Linked DNA regions of Homo sapiens: region 1 is linked to region 2. Evidence: chromatin contacts called from ENCODE Hi-C or POLR2A ChIA-PET data. All regions are on one chromosome and are shown on one strand. The core of a region is the stretch at or near the end of the contact, and the rest is flanking DNA. Distances in the headings are between cores, read along the strand shown.

Region 1 (6,951 bases), core at 270-2,769, 320 kb before region 2:
TCTGCCAGGTTGATCAGGTATAGGTGGACCAGATGTGTAACCGTTTGACAAGGGCTAGATTTGGTTGCTGTCTATGGCCTCATAGGTCATGCATCCTAATGCTTCTTTTTGAAAGAACATTTACCACCAGATACCTAGGGCTAAGGAGGGGTTCCTATGAGTCAGCTGTATGGTAACTTGGAAGAAAAATTCATGGTGAAGGTAACCCGTGAGGAGATTATTTAAAAACCAATGGAGGGCTGACAGCAGTGGCTTATGCCTGTAATTCCAGCACTTTGGGAGGCTAAGACAGGAAGATCGCTTGTGGCCAGGAGTTTGAGGCCAGCCTGGGCAATGTAGCAAGACTCTGCATCTATCAAAAATAAAAATAATTAGCCAGGCATGGTAGTCCCAGCTACTCAGTAAGCTGAGGCAGGAGGATCACTTGAGCTCAGGAGTTCAAGACTGTAGTGAGTGATAGGGCAAGACCTTATCTCTTAAAAAAAGAAAAAGAAAGCAACAACAACAGTGGAAAATGCCTTGGGGAAAACAGCCCCAAAGTGTGATCTCTGCCTCAACCAAGAGACACACATGACAGATTCCAACCATACCAGTAATGCAGATTTTTTTTCTTTATTCTGTCTCTCCTCCCCACTGAGTTAGACAGCAGAGAGTCTTGCAGGAGGGGGAGGAGGAAAAGCAAAGAGAATAAATGGAAGACATCCTCCTTCCTGCCCTTCTCCACTGAAAAGGAGAAGCCCAACTCAAAGCTTCTCCGAAGTCCAACTCAGGCCTGACTTACAGAAAGAAGAAAGAAGCGGGAGGGCACAGTGGCTCATGCCTGTAATCCCAGAATTTTGGGAGGCCAAGGCAGGCAGATCACCTGAGGTCAGCAGTTCAAGACCAGCCTGTCCAACATGGCGAAACCCCGTCTCTACTAAAAATGCAAAAATTAGCTGGGCTTGGTGGCAGGCACCTGTAATCCCAGCTACTTGGGAGGCTGAGGCAGGAAAATCGCTTGAACCCGGGAGGTGGAGGCTGCAGTGAGCCAAGATCGCACCACTGCACTCCAGCCTGTGCGACAGAGCAAGACTCCGTCTCAAAAAAAGAGAAAAAAAAGAGGAAAGAAGCTTTAATCAATTGAGACAATAAAGTCTTTCTTCGGATCGGGCTGGATTTTTTAATAACTGGATAAAGGTGATTAATTTGTTAGTGACCAGGAGAGTCTACAAGGCTCTGGGATCTGCCTGAGATTCCTTCTGGGATCAGGGCAGAACAATGCAACAGGACAGTCTAAAAGAGCAGTTACTGAGAAGAAATGAATCTGCTTCCATTTGCACCCTTCCAAGTCTAGCTCATGCAAAAGCAGTTGTACTCAGATGACTATTTTACTCACCAGCAGCCACAGCTTATGAAAAAGGAAATTGACAAAGGAAGAGGGTGAAGGGGCATAGGCAAGAAGAAAAGTCTTGAACTAGTGAGCACTGAAATCAAAACCGCAGGCTTATGGTTAGAGAAATTTCCCCCATTTCATGTATGAGGAAGCGAATACTTCCAGAATGTGAGTGACGTGTCTTAGATCACACAGCTTAGAGTGCAGCAGAGGCTAAAAAGGGACAAAGGTTGTCTGGTTCCAAATCCCAAATAGAAGATGGACTCGATCCAGAGGTGACTCATGGTGGGGAAGGCAGGGGTCCAGGATCCAGGAAAACACCATGAACTGATAGAGCAGTTCTGCAGGATGAAGTAGCTTTTTCTATCTGTGTGAAGCCAACAATATGAATGAGTGGAGAAAAGAGCGCATAGCTTTCATTCTTCCAGAGTCTGAGTTTTGCAGGGGATTGACTGGGATTGAGAATACATTTGCAAGATATTTTGTTTTTCTTCCCAGGCTTTTGGTTTTTAAGAAAACAGTCTGGCCAGGCACAGTAGCTCACGCCTATAATCCCAGCACTTTGGGAGGCCAAAGCGGATGGATCACAAGGTCAAGAGTTCGAAACCAGCCTGGCCAACATGGTGAAAACCCGTCTCTACTAAGAATACAAAAATTAGGCTGGGCGTGGTGGCTCACCCCTGTAATCCCAGCACTTTGGGAGGCTGAGGTGGGTGGATCACCTGAGGTCGGGAGTTTGAGACCAACCTGAGCAACATGGAGAAACCTCATCTCTACTAAAAATACAAAATTAGCCAGGTATGGTGGCGCATGCCTGTAATCCCAGCTACTCGGGAGGCTGAGGTGGGAGAATCGCTTGAACTCGGGAGGTAGAGGTTGCAGTGAGCCCAGATCGTGCCATTGCACTCCCGCCTGGGTGACAGAGACTCCGTCTCAAAAAAAAAAAAAAAAAATTCTGGAGCCTGGGAAGTCCAAGATCAAGGCACTGGCATATTCAGTATCTGGTGAGGGGCTGCTTCCTTGTTCGTGGATGGCCGTCTTCTGGCTATAACCTCACATGGCAGAAGAGGTGAAGGAGTTTTCTGAGGTCCCTTTTATTTAATTAATTAATTAATTAATTAATTTTTTTGAGATGGAGTCTCGCTCTGTCACCCAGGCTGGAGTGCAATGGTATGATCTCAGCTCACTGCAACCTCTGCTTCCTGGGTTCAAGAAATTCTCCTGCCTCAGCCTCCCAAGTAACTGGGACTACAGGTGCACCCCACCATGCCTGGCTAATTTTTGTATTTTTAGTAGAGATGGGGTTTCACATGTTGGCCAGGGTGGTCTCAAACTGCTGACCTCAGGTGACCCGCCTGCTTCGGCTTCCCAAAGTGCTGGGATTACAGGCGTGAGCCACCGCACCCAGCCTGGTGTCTCTTTTAAAAGAACACTAACCCCATTCATGAAGACTTCACCCTCATGAACATAATCACCTCCCCAAAGCCCAACCTCCTAGTCTCCTCCCCTTGAGGATTAGGCTTCAAGGCATACATTTTGCGGGGACACAAACTTTCAGTCTATAGCAGCTGGTTTAATTGTTGAATACACTTCCATGGTTTAAAAATAGAAAAACATGGCCGGGCGCGGTGGCTCACACCTGTAATCCCAGCACTTTGGGAGGCCGAGGCAGGCGGATCACGTGGTCAGGAGATCGCGACCATCCTGGCTAACATGGTAAAACCGTGTCTCTACTAAAAATACAAAAAATTAGCCGGGTGTAGCGGCGGGCGCCTGTAGTCCCAGCTACTCGGGAGGCTGAGGCAGGAGAATGGCGTGAACCCCGAGGGGCGGAGCTTGCAGTGAGCCGAGATCGCGCCACTGCACTCCAGCCTGGGCGACAGCGCGAGACTCCGTCTCAAAAAAAAAATAGAAAAACATACAGGTGTCTAGTGATAAGCTCCTCCCAGCTCCTGTTCCTGTTGTTATGTTGTCAAACCCCAAAATATAACCACTGTTATTGATTCCCTGTGCATTTTTCTAGAATTTTTTTTTCTTTTCTTTTCTTTCTTTTTTTTTGACATGGAATCTCACTCTTTCTCCCAGCCTGGAGTGCAGTGGTGTAATCTCAGCTCACTGCAACCTCTGACTCCCAGATTCAAGTGATCCTCCTGCCTCAGCCTCCTGAGTATCTGGGACTACAGGCACAGACCACCATGCCTGCCTAATTTTTGTATTTTTAGTAGAGGTGGGATTTCGCCATGTTGGCCAGGCTGGTCTCAAACTCCTGACCTCAAGTGATCTGCCCCCCTCAGCCTCCCAAAGTGCTGGGATTACAGGCATGATCCACCGTGCCCGGCCTAGAGTTTCTTTATGCATATGCATGCCACTACTTAGCAGTACAGTCATGAACTGCTTAAAGATGGGGATGTGCTCTCAGAAATGCATCAAGTGATTTTGTTGTATGAATATAATAGAGTTTACTTACACAAACCTAGATGGTTTAGCCTACTATATACACCTAGGCTATATGGTACAGCCTATTGATGCTAGACTACAAAACTGTATGGCATGTTACTGTTCTGAATACTGTAGGCACTTGTAGCACAGTGGTATTTGTGTATCTAAACACATAAACATAGAAAAGAAGCAGTAAAAATATGGTAGTATAATCTTATGGGACTGTCATAAAATATGCTGCTGCTTGTTGACTGAAATGTGGTTATTCAGCATGACTCTATATTATTTCCCTCTTTATTTTTCACAAAAGTTAGTATACTGTAATATTGTTCTGTATTTTGTTATTTCCCTTAGCAGTCTTGGAAATACATATATATTTTTTTCTTTTAGAGACAGAGTCTCACTCTGTCTCCCAGGCTGGGGTGCAGTGGCACAATCTCAGCTCACTGCAACCTCCACCTCCTGGGTTCAAGTGATTCTCCTGCCTCAGCCTCCTGAGTAGCTGAGATTACAGACACACGCCACCATGCCTGGCTACTTTTTGGATTTTTTAGTAGAGACAGGGTTTCACCACACTGGCCAGGCTGGCCTCAAACTCCTGACCTCAGGTGACCCACCCACCTCGGTCTCCCAGAGTGCTGGGATTACAGGCATGAGCCACCACGCTGGCCTTTTTTTTTTTTTTTTCATTTTGAGACGTAGTCTCGCTCTGTCTCCCAGGCTGGAGTGCAGTGGCATGATCTCAGCTCACTGCAACCTTTGCCTCCCGGGTTCAAGCGATTCTCCTGCCTCAGCCTCCCGAGTAGCTGGAATTACAGGTACCTACCACCATGCCCAGCTACTTTTAGTATTTTTAGTAGAGATGGGGTTTCACCATGTTGGCCAGGCTGGTCTTGAACTCCTGACCTCAAGTGATCTGCCCACCTTGGCCTCCCAAAGTGCTGGGATTACAGGCATGGGCCACCATGCCCGGCCAGAAATATTTCTTAGCATATAGATAATTTTCTTATTTTTACTGGTGCCTAGTATTCTATTGTAAGGATATATCCCAATTTATGAACCCTGTCTCCTATTGATGGATATTTTATTATTATTTTTTGAGACAGGGTCTTACTGTCACTCAGGCTGAGTGCAGTGGCAGCTCGCTGCAGCCTTGACCTCCTGGGCTCAAGCGATCCTCCTTTCTCAGCCTCCCAAGTAGTTGGGACTACAGGTGTATGCCACCAAGCCTGGCTAATTTTTTTTTTTTTAATTTTTAAATTTAAAATTTTTGTTTTTGGTAGAGACGAAGTCTTGGTATGTTGCCCAGGCTGGTCGTGAACTCCTAGATGCAAGCGATCCTCCCACCCTGGCCTCCCAAAGTGTATTTTTAAAAATAATTTCTTTATTCTCAAATGATAGTGACTGGATTGATACTGGTGGGAATTGTAATATAAATTTCCTGGCCGGGCACGGTGGCTCAAGCCTGTAATCCCAGCACTTTGGGAGGCAGAGGCGGGCGGAACACGAGGTCAGGAGATCAAGACCATCCTGGCTAACGTGGTGAAACCCCATCTCTACTAAAAATACAAAAAATTAGCCAGGCGAGGTGGTGGGCGCCTGTAGTCCCAGCTACTCGGGAGGCTGAGGCAGGAGAATGGCGTGAACCTGGGAGGCGGAGCTTGCAGTGAGCTGAAATCGCGCCACTGCACTCCAGCCTGGGCGACAGAGGGAGACTCCGTCTCAAAAAAAAAAAAAAAAAAAAAAAGACACCAAAGGCGATGAAACTGTTTTCTGTTTGGGATGGCTGATGGTCATGACCTCTACTGGTTTCAAGAACTGTCCCTGACCAATACTAACTTTTGTATTTTCTTCCTGCTTTCTCCTCCCTTTTACTCTCCTTCCTCTCTTCTCTCTCTCCATTTTCTTTGTTATTGCTAAATATAGGGAGCTAAGGGTTGTTTAGCATTTAGATTCAAAATGACAAATGTGCCTTACAGTGGCATTTCTCAAATTTTAATGTGCAAACTAATCACCAGGTGATCTTGTTAAAATGCAGATTTGATTCTGGAATGGGGCCTGAGATTCTACATTTCACAGAAGCTCCTAGGTGATTGAGGCTGTTGATCCATGGGCTACACTGTAACAGGCAGTGTCCTCTTACAGTAGAGTTACAGAAACTGTTTATCTAAAGAGCACTTTCTTGTAAGCTTGCTCCAACTCTCCAAAGAAAGAACAAGCAGTTTAGCCCTCTCTTCTTTACCCCACCCCAGCTAATTCTCTTTGGCTTGGCCTTGCGGAGGGAAGCATGTTCCCCTTGTCTTATCACAGGAAAGTATATCTTAGGTGTTGTATTCTGGAGTCAGTTTTGCTATTTACATTGCTGCATCACAGATTCCTAACAAATCAGTTAATTTGAATTTGACTTTTGTACAATCCAAAGGACAAGAGGAAAAAAAGAGTTTAAAAACACAAAAGCTGAGAAAGTTGAAAGCTATTTAGTTGCGTCTCTTTGAACAGAATTTATTGAATTAGGGGAAGTTTATCTTTGATTTGTATTTCCTTTCCAGTTATCAGTTGTACATTTTGCTCAAACACCCAACTGCTCATATTTCTTCTGTGTACGATTTACTCTAATTTTGCTTTGAGGAAATGATTAATCAGAAACCAGAGGGATGTAGGCCGGGTGTGGTGGCTCACGCCTGTAATCCCAGCACTTTGGGAGGCCGAGGCGGGCATATCACCTGAGGTCGGGAGTTCGAGACCAGCCTGGCCAACATGGTGAAACCCCATCTCTACTAAAAATACAAAAATTAGGTGGGAATGGTGGCGCACGCCTGTAATCCCAGCTACTTGGGAAGCTGAGGCAGGAGGATCACTTGAACCCAGGAGGCGGAGGTTGCAGTGAGCCAAGATCACGCCACTGCACTCCAGCCTGGGCGACAGAGACTCCATACAAACAAACAAAAAAACCAGAGGAATGTATACCAGCGAGTTGAGATACATCTTTTTGGAAAGAACATCATCTTTAATGAATTCTGTAAGAATTGGTTCAGCAATTAACATGGGAAAGTTCATACAGGTGAGATCTTTTAAAAAAAGTTTTTAAAGAAAAGCAAAAAAGCAAGAATACTGGTGAAGATCCTTGGTTTCTAATAACG
Region 2 (6,477 bases), core at 2,361-4,860:
ATCTGAGAGAATGAAACCAAAGCACAGACAAGGGTTCTTTGGTTTCACGCTTCTATGATTAAAAAAAAAAAAGTCCTCAACATACCTGCTATTTGGCAGCTGGGAATTCTCAATTGGCTAGAAGTGAGTTTCAGGACATATTGCCAATTGCTGTCCCTTTTCTCCTCCCTTCCCTTGGGCAGGGCATTTGTGTAAACAGACAGTAACGAAATAGAACTGGACTGTCTTATTCCAATTCTTCTCTCCTTGCTTCCATTTCTATTGTAATTATTTTATTAATAAGCTAGGGCTGCCAGCACTCATACTAAGTATAATTTACTATTGTGTACAACCAGTTTTAGGGTGGTAATGAGACACGGTTTTTTGGTGAGAACTGGAAGGTTAGTGACCAATATCCAGAATTCTTTTCCTGGATGACTGTGGATCATAATATCTTCAGCTGTTTTGGGGACTTCTTTGTCTGCAAAAAAATAAAAAAAAACCCCAGTGGAATATGAAGTAGGTTTTTTGGTGTAAAATAGTCCCTTTATGAACTGCAGTTTACCAAAAAGAATTGTTGCTTCCCAGAACTACCATTCAACCCAGGAATCCCGTTATTGAGTGCATACCCAGAGGAATATAAATCATTCTACCATAAAGACACATGCATGTGAATGTTCATTGTAGCACTATTCACAATAGCAAAGACATTGAGTCAACCTAAATATCCATCAATAACAGACTGGATAAAGAAAATGTGCTACATATACACCATGGAATACTATGCAGCCATAAAAAATATCAAGATCATGTCTTTTGTGGGAACATGAATGGAAGTGGAGGCTATTATCCTTAGCAAGCTAACGTAGGAACAGAAAACCCAATACTGCATGTTCTCACTTAGAAGAGGGAGCTAAATGATGAGAACTCATGAATGCAAAGAAGGGAACAACAGACAGTAGGGCCTACTTGAGGGTGGAGGGTGAGCGGAAGGAGTGGAGCAGAAAAGATAACTATTGGGTACTGGGCTTCATACCTGGGTGATGAAATAATCTGTACAACAAACCCCTGTGACACGAGTTTGCCTATGTAACAAACCTGCATATGTAGCCCCAAACCTAAAAGTTAAAAGAAAAAAGAATTATTGCTTCCCACAAACGTGCTAAATTTCAGTATTAGGGTTTCTTTTATTATTAAGATTCTGAAAGTTAACATGTTCCCAATTGATCTCCTCTTTTCTGTAACTTGGTCCACTCATGGTCTTCTCCATTTTGGTTTGTGGCAACTTCCATCTTTTGGGACAAAAATTTGGGCTTCTTTCTCTCATATTCCACATCTAATCTGTCAGGAAATTCTGTGGGTTTGGACTTGAAAATATATCCAAAACCTGACCACTATTTGCCATAGACGCTGTTATCGCCTTTGAGCAAGCCACTTCCATCTTTTGCTTGGCTTATCACAAGAGTTTCTTACTGTTCTCTGTTGACTTTCAGTTTTCCACAGCAGCTCTTAAAATATGTCAGCTGACATCACTCTTCTGTTCAAAACCTTTCCATAACTCCCCATTTCACTCAGAGCAAAGGTAAAGTCCTTAGAATAGCCTACAAGGCCCTCCTTGTCTGGCCCTTCATATCACTCCATCTCATCTCCTACTACTCTCCCCTCATCGTCTGCTCCAGCTATCTTAGCCTCCTTGATGGTCCCAGAATTTGCCAGGCAGGCTCCCATATCAGGCCTTAGCGTTGGCTGTTCCCTCTGCCTGGAAATCTTCCTTCATATTTGTGGAGTTCACACCCTCATTTCCTTCAAGACTGTGCTCACACACCGCCTTTTCAGTGAGGCTTACCTTGACCACCATATTTAAAGTTGCACCTGTACACCTTATCCCCTTCTCTTACCTTATTCTATTTTTTTCACAATAACTACACTTGTCTTTTGAACTTTTTGTTCATTGATGTATCCCTAGGACTTAGAAGAATATCTACCAAGTGGCAGGTATTTAATAAATATTTACTGAATGAGGGATGAATTTATTTTGCTTAACTCAGTATAACCCTCTTAAGAAAACAAGACTATAAACCAGATTTTTTGAGAACGTTAAATTCTTTTTTTTTTTTTCAGATGGAGTTTCACTCTCGTTGCCCAGGCTGAAGTGCAGTGGGGTGATCTCTGCTCATTGCAACCTCCGCTTCCCAGGTTCAAGAGATTCTCCTGCCTCAGCCTCCCGAGTAGCTGGCATTACAGGCATGCGCCACCATGCCCGGCTAATTTTTATATTTTTAGTAGAGACAAGGGTTTCACCACGTGGCCAGGCTGGTCTCGAACTCCTGACCTCAGGTGATCTGCCCGCCTCGGCCTCCCAAAGTGCTGGGATTACAGGCGTGAGCCACTGCGCCCGGGCGAGAACGTTAAATTCTAGTTGAATTAACCGTAATTTAGTATTTCCAGATACAGTATCTGGGATGGTGCAATAGGGAGTTCGATGGAGATTCTGGTAAGGGATATGGTGGGCTAAGAAAGAATTGTCTGTTCTTGATACTAGATAAACCCAGGGGATTTACCCCACTTCAGGTTCTAGAATCATGTATAAAGGCAGAGAAAAGTGATTCTGAGTGAACTTGCACTGACAACTTACTAGAACAAAGCTTCCTGGAGTTAGGGTTCCCGCAGTATGTGTCTCTCTGGAAGGTGGAATAAAAGCCTGAACCCGCTCTGCTACTCTTTGGAAGGCAGCCCTGCCATTTCCCTAGGCCTTGGCCTCCCTCCCTGGAAAAGGATGGTATCCACCGGCTCCCCGTATCGGAGGCTGTTTGCAGGGTGTTCCCAGCACCCCCCAGGGAAGCTCCTCAGAATGCTGCCTGACACATTTTTACAAAATTTATTTTTATTGTGGTAAAACATACACAACATAAAAGTTATCCCTTTATCCAGTTTGCGGTGTACGTTTGTTAACCTTACAGCAAGTAACACATGAGTTTTAAATTAGAATTTGGACAACGGCAAATGAGATGAAAGGCGAACAATCCGAAAGCCGGATCACTGAGGAGCTCTGGGAACGCGCCGCGAGCTGAAGCCACACGGGGAACTCCATTTTGTCGGGACAGGGTCGGTCCTGGCCGCCTCCAGGGAGTCGGGTAGTTTCCGCGGCGTGGCCCGGGCCTCCCCTGAAGTCCGTCCGCCTCTCTCCGCCTGGCCCAGCGGCGCGGCCGCCGGAGGACTCTGTCCACGCGCCCAACGTCGGGCGCCCTGTTCTGAAGGCAAAGGGTCCCCTGCCTCGCACGACTCGGAGCCGCCGAGGAGGTGACGGCGGCAGCCCTGGGGCGGCTCGGTGCCATTCACTACCATCCTGTTTTCCTGAGGCGCGGCCTTCCAATTGCCCCGGCTCCGCTAGGAGGCGCGCGCTCCAGCCGCTCCGCCGCGCGGCCCCGACCGCACTTCAGTCCGGGGCGAAGAAAGAAAAGGCGGCCGGCTCCCGCCGCTCCCCGTCTACCCAGCCGGGCCCGCGCAGGCGCGCGCAGCTCCCGTTCCCGCGGCCGCCCCTCCCCCAGGCCGCCGGGCGCGCCGCGGGCGGGGTCGGCGCGGGGGGCGGAGCCGGCACGGGCTCGGCTGGGGCCCGACCCGGGATTAGTTGGTTTCGGAGCGGAGGAGGGAGCCCCGACCGTCACGAGCGTCGAAGAGACAAAGCCGCGTCAGGGGGCCCGGCCGGGGCGGGGGAGCCCGGGGCTTGTTGGTGCCCCAGCCCGCGCGGAGGGCCCTTCGGACCCGCGCGCCGCCGCTGCCGCCGCCGCCGCCTCGCAACAGGTCCGGGCGGCCTCGCTCTCCGCTCCCCTCCCCCGCATCCGCGACCCTCCGGGGCACCTCAGCTCGGCCGGGGCCGCAGTCTGGCCACCCGCTTCCATGCGGTTCGGGTCCAAGATGATGCCGGTAAGTGGGCGAGCGGCCAGGGCGTCGGGCCCGGAAGTGTGCGGGGTCGCGTGCCGGGGGCTGGTCCGCGCCCTCGGGCGCGTCGGGGAAGGAGCCTGGGGGCCGCAGCCCGCGCGGAGGGGCCGGGGCTTTCCGAGCTTCGAGCGGGTTTCAGGAAGGGGAGGCTCCATCCTCTGGGCTCTGCGCCCACAGCCGTCGTGGGGGCGCGGCGAGACCCTAACCTCGAGGCGGGTTCCTCCAGCTGCTCCGGAGTCAGGCGAGCCGCCCGCGAGCCCAGCAGCCACTCAAACTTTTCGTCTTTCACTGGGTCTTGACTTTTTTGCAGTTCTTGAAGGTCAAGAATACGGGAACCGGGGACCTTGTTCTTTGCTGTGTCTTTTTACTTTTTACTGGAGTGAAACATACGTTACTGGAACGGGTACCTTTGCTTTGTTTTTAATTGAATTTCGATCTTGATATCCACAGTAGCAGCTAAGTCACCCTTACCTCTTTGTGGAAAGGGGTTTTGGTAAATGCAATCTCGGAAGTTTTAGATTGCAGGAAAGCGTACGTGCCTGGCTCCCTTCGTTTCCCACAGCTTTTAGCAAGACCTCCGGAGAGGATTAGTGCCTTCTTTAGGAGCTCCGCAGGCTTTTGACACGGCCACCAGGCCACAGATGAACAGCAGGTTTGAGACATTTCAGAAATGTCTCTGTCATTCAGCGATCGCGGAATGGAGGTTTGCGGTGTGTTGCGGTGGCTTCTGCAGACTTCAGTAGCGAGTTTCTTCGTGGAAGTTGTATTTGCACCTCTCCCACTGAAGTGGGGACATCTTGCAGGCATCCTATGCTTGTGGCTCCATTTGTTCAGACAAAGAAACAAAAAGCTTTTACTTTTATGAAGTCTGTGGAATGGAGTGATGACAAAGTTTGCAGTCATACATACAGAGTATAATATGCTGTTCCCTGGCCCCCTGCTTGTGTCATGGAGGGCGTCCCAAACTCTCACTGGGTCGACTTAACAATTCACTAGAATTAGTAATTGGGTTTAGAGGGTTTGGGATATTTTGTCCTGCCAGGATTCAAGGAATTTGAAAGTATTAATAGCATTATGCATCTTATTTTAGTTTAATGCCTGGTTATGAAATCAGGTTTGTAGTGTGAATACCCAATATTGAAATAATGGACCATAGATAAGGGTGATGGATTTTGCTGTTAAGATTTTTATTTCCTGGATTTACATTTCTTTGTGTTGAAGTAACTTGTACGGATTGTCTGTGAATTTTTCCTAACAGTAGGAGCAAGAGAAACACGTATCAGTTGTTGCTATATGGTTTCTTCCTTGTTTTTTGTCAAGGTATCCTTTGGAGATACCCTACCAAGGTATCCGTTGTGTAGCCGAATTCATAAAACGTTATGTGGCTCTTGAGACTATATTCAATTTAGCAGTATGGTTCTTCTGATTGCCTTTCTGATGTCAGAATACAATCCTAACACAGACTCAGTGTGGTATGATGGCACTTACACCAGCTTTGAAGTCAGACTAACACTTCAGTATTGCTCAGCTACTACCTTTAGTGACGTAGCCACTTAAAAAAAACTTGTCCCTCAGTTTCATCATCTGTAAAATGGGGATAATAGTACTCAGCTCTTAGGGTGGTTTGAGGATTAGAGTTATGTTTATGAAGGAAGTGTGATTAGTACAGTGTCTAGCTTGCAATAGGCGGTAGATAAACGCCTCTGAATTTCCAATGTTGGTTAAAGTGGAGATTCTCAGATTTGTGATATATAAAAATATGAAATAATTTTTCATTTAGTAGACTCATGTTATATGTGTCTTTATACTGTAATATTTTGGATATTTGAAAATAAAACTTTTATTAAGTATATTTCTCATCTTTGGCTTTTCATATGCTTGGATTTTTATTCCAACATAAATGTAATTTTGTTACATTGCTTTGGAAAATTCTAACCAATTTATCAGGAAAAGCCATTTAGTGTAAAAAAATGGATAGTCTCAGAATGTAGACAATTGCCTTGATGTACTTTTATTGTGGTAAAATATACATAAAATAAAATATGCCATTTTAACTATATTTAAGTGTACAGTTCTGTGGCATTAGGTACAACCCTTGATTTGCTTTTAAAGGCATTCTGAAGATAATGGTTTACTATTTAGACTGCATTATATTAAAAATGTGCAAATAGGCCAGGAGCGGTGGCTCATGCCTGTAATCTCAGCACTTTGGGAGGTCGAGGCGGGCGGATCACGAGGTCAAGAGATTGAGACCCTCCTGGCCAACATGGTGAAACCTCGTCTCTACTAAAAATACAAAAATTAGCTGGGTGTGGTGGCGTGCGCCTGTAGTCCCAGCTACTCGGGAGGCTGAGGCAAAATTGCTTGAACCCTGGAGGTGGAGGTTGCAGTGAGCCGAGATGGCACCACTGTACTCCAGCCTGGTAACTAAGAGTGACTCCATAAAAAAAAAAAAAAGTGCAAATAAATTGTGTTCATGTGTTTTCTCACCAAATGGTACAGGATCAAGTGGTTTTCTTTTATGTGGGACATGAAGTGATAATTGGATCCAAAACCAAA

What was found. A loop is a pair of places that touch in the nucleus more often than their neighbours do. ChIA-PET counts read pairs that join two places held with the same protein, here RNA polymerase II (POLR2A). Pooled maps may share reads with other maps.
Region 1: a loop to region 2 is called in a pooled map, with 4 times the contacts of the local background. The contact joins the enhancer-like site here to the promoter of TP53BP2 in region 2. A Hi-C loop is called at or near these places in 7 of 50 pooled maps. POLR2A ChIA-PET finds 5 or more read pairs at or near these places in 2 of 52 experiments (HEK293T and activated naive CD4-positive, alpha-beta T cell).

What each region holds. Positions count from the first base shown.
Region 1 is chr1:224,163,704-224,170,654 of GRCh38, reverse strand. No RefSeq gene overlaps it. Among named protein-coding and RNA genes, the nearest start is that of DEGS1, 16 kb to the left of the region's middle. RefSeq lists enhancers at 1-564, 565-1,534. Within about 2 kb of position 1,519, at least 9 of the 41 ENCODE cell types and tissues checked have a DNase peak (open chromatin) inside an H3K27ac peak, as active enhancers do.
Region 2 is chr1:223,843,080-223,849,556 of GRCh38, reverse strand. TP53BP2 (tumor protein p53 binding protein 2) reads left to right here and starts at 3,610. Exons shown (of 18, transcript NM_001031685.3): 1 at 3,610-3,903. The coding sequence starts at 3,877. RefSeq lists a silencer at 3,473-3,782.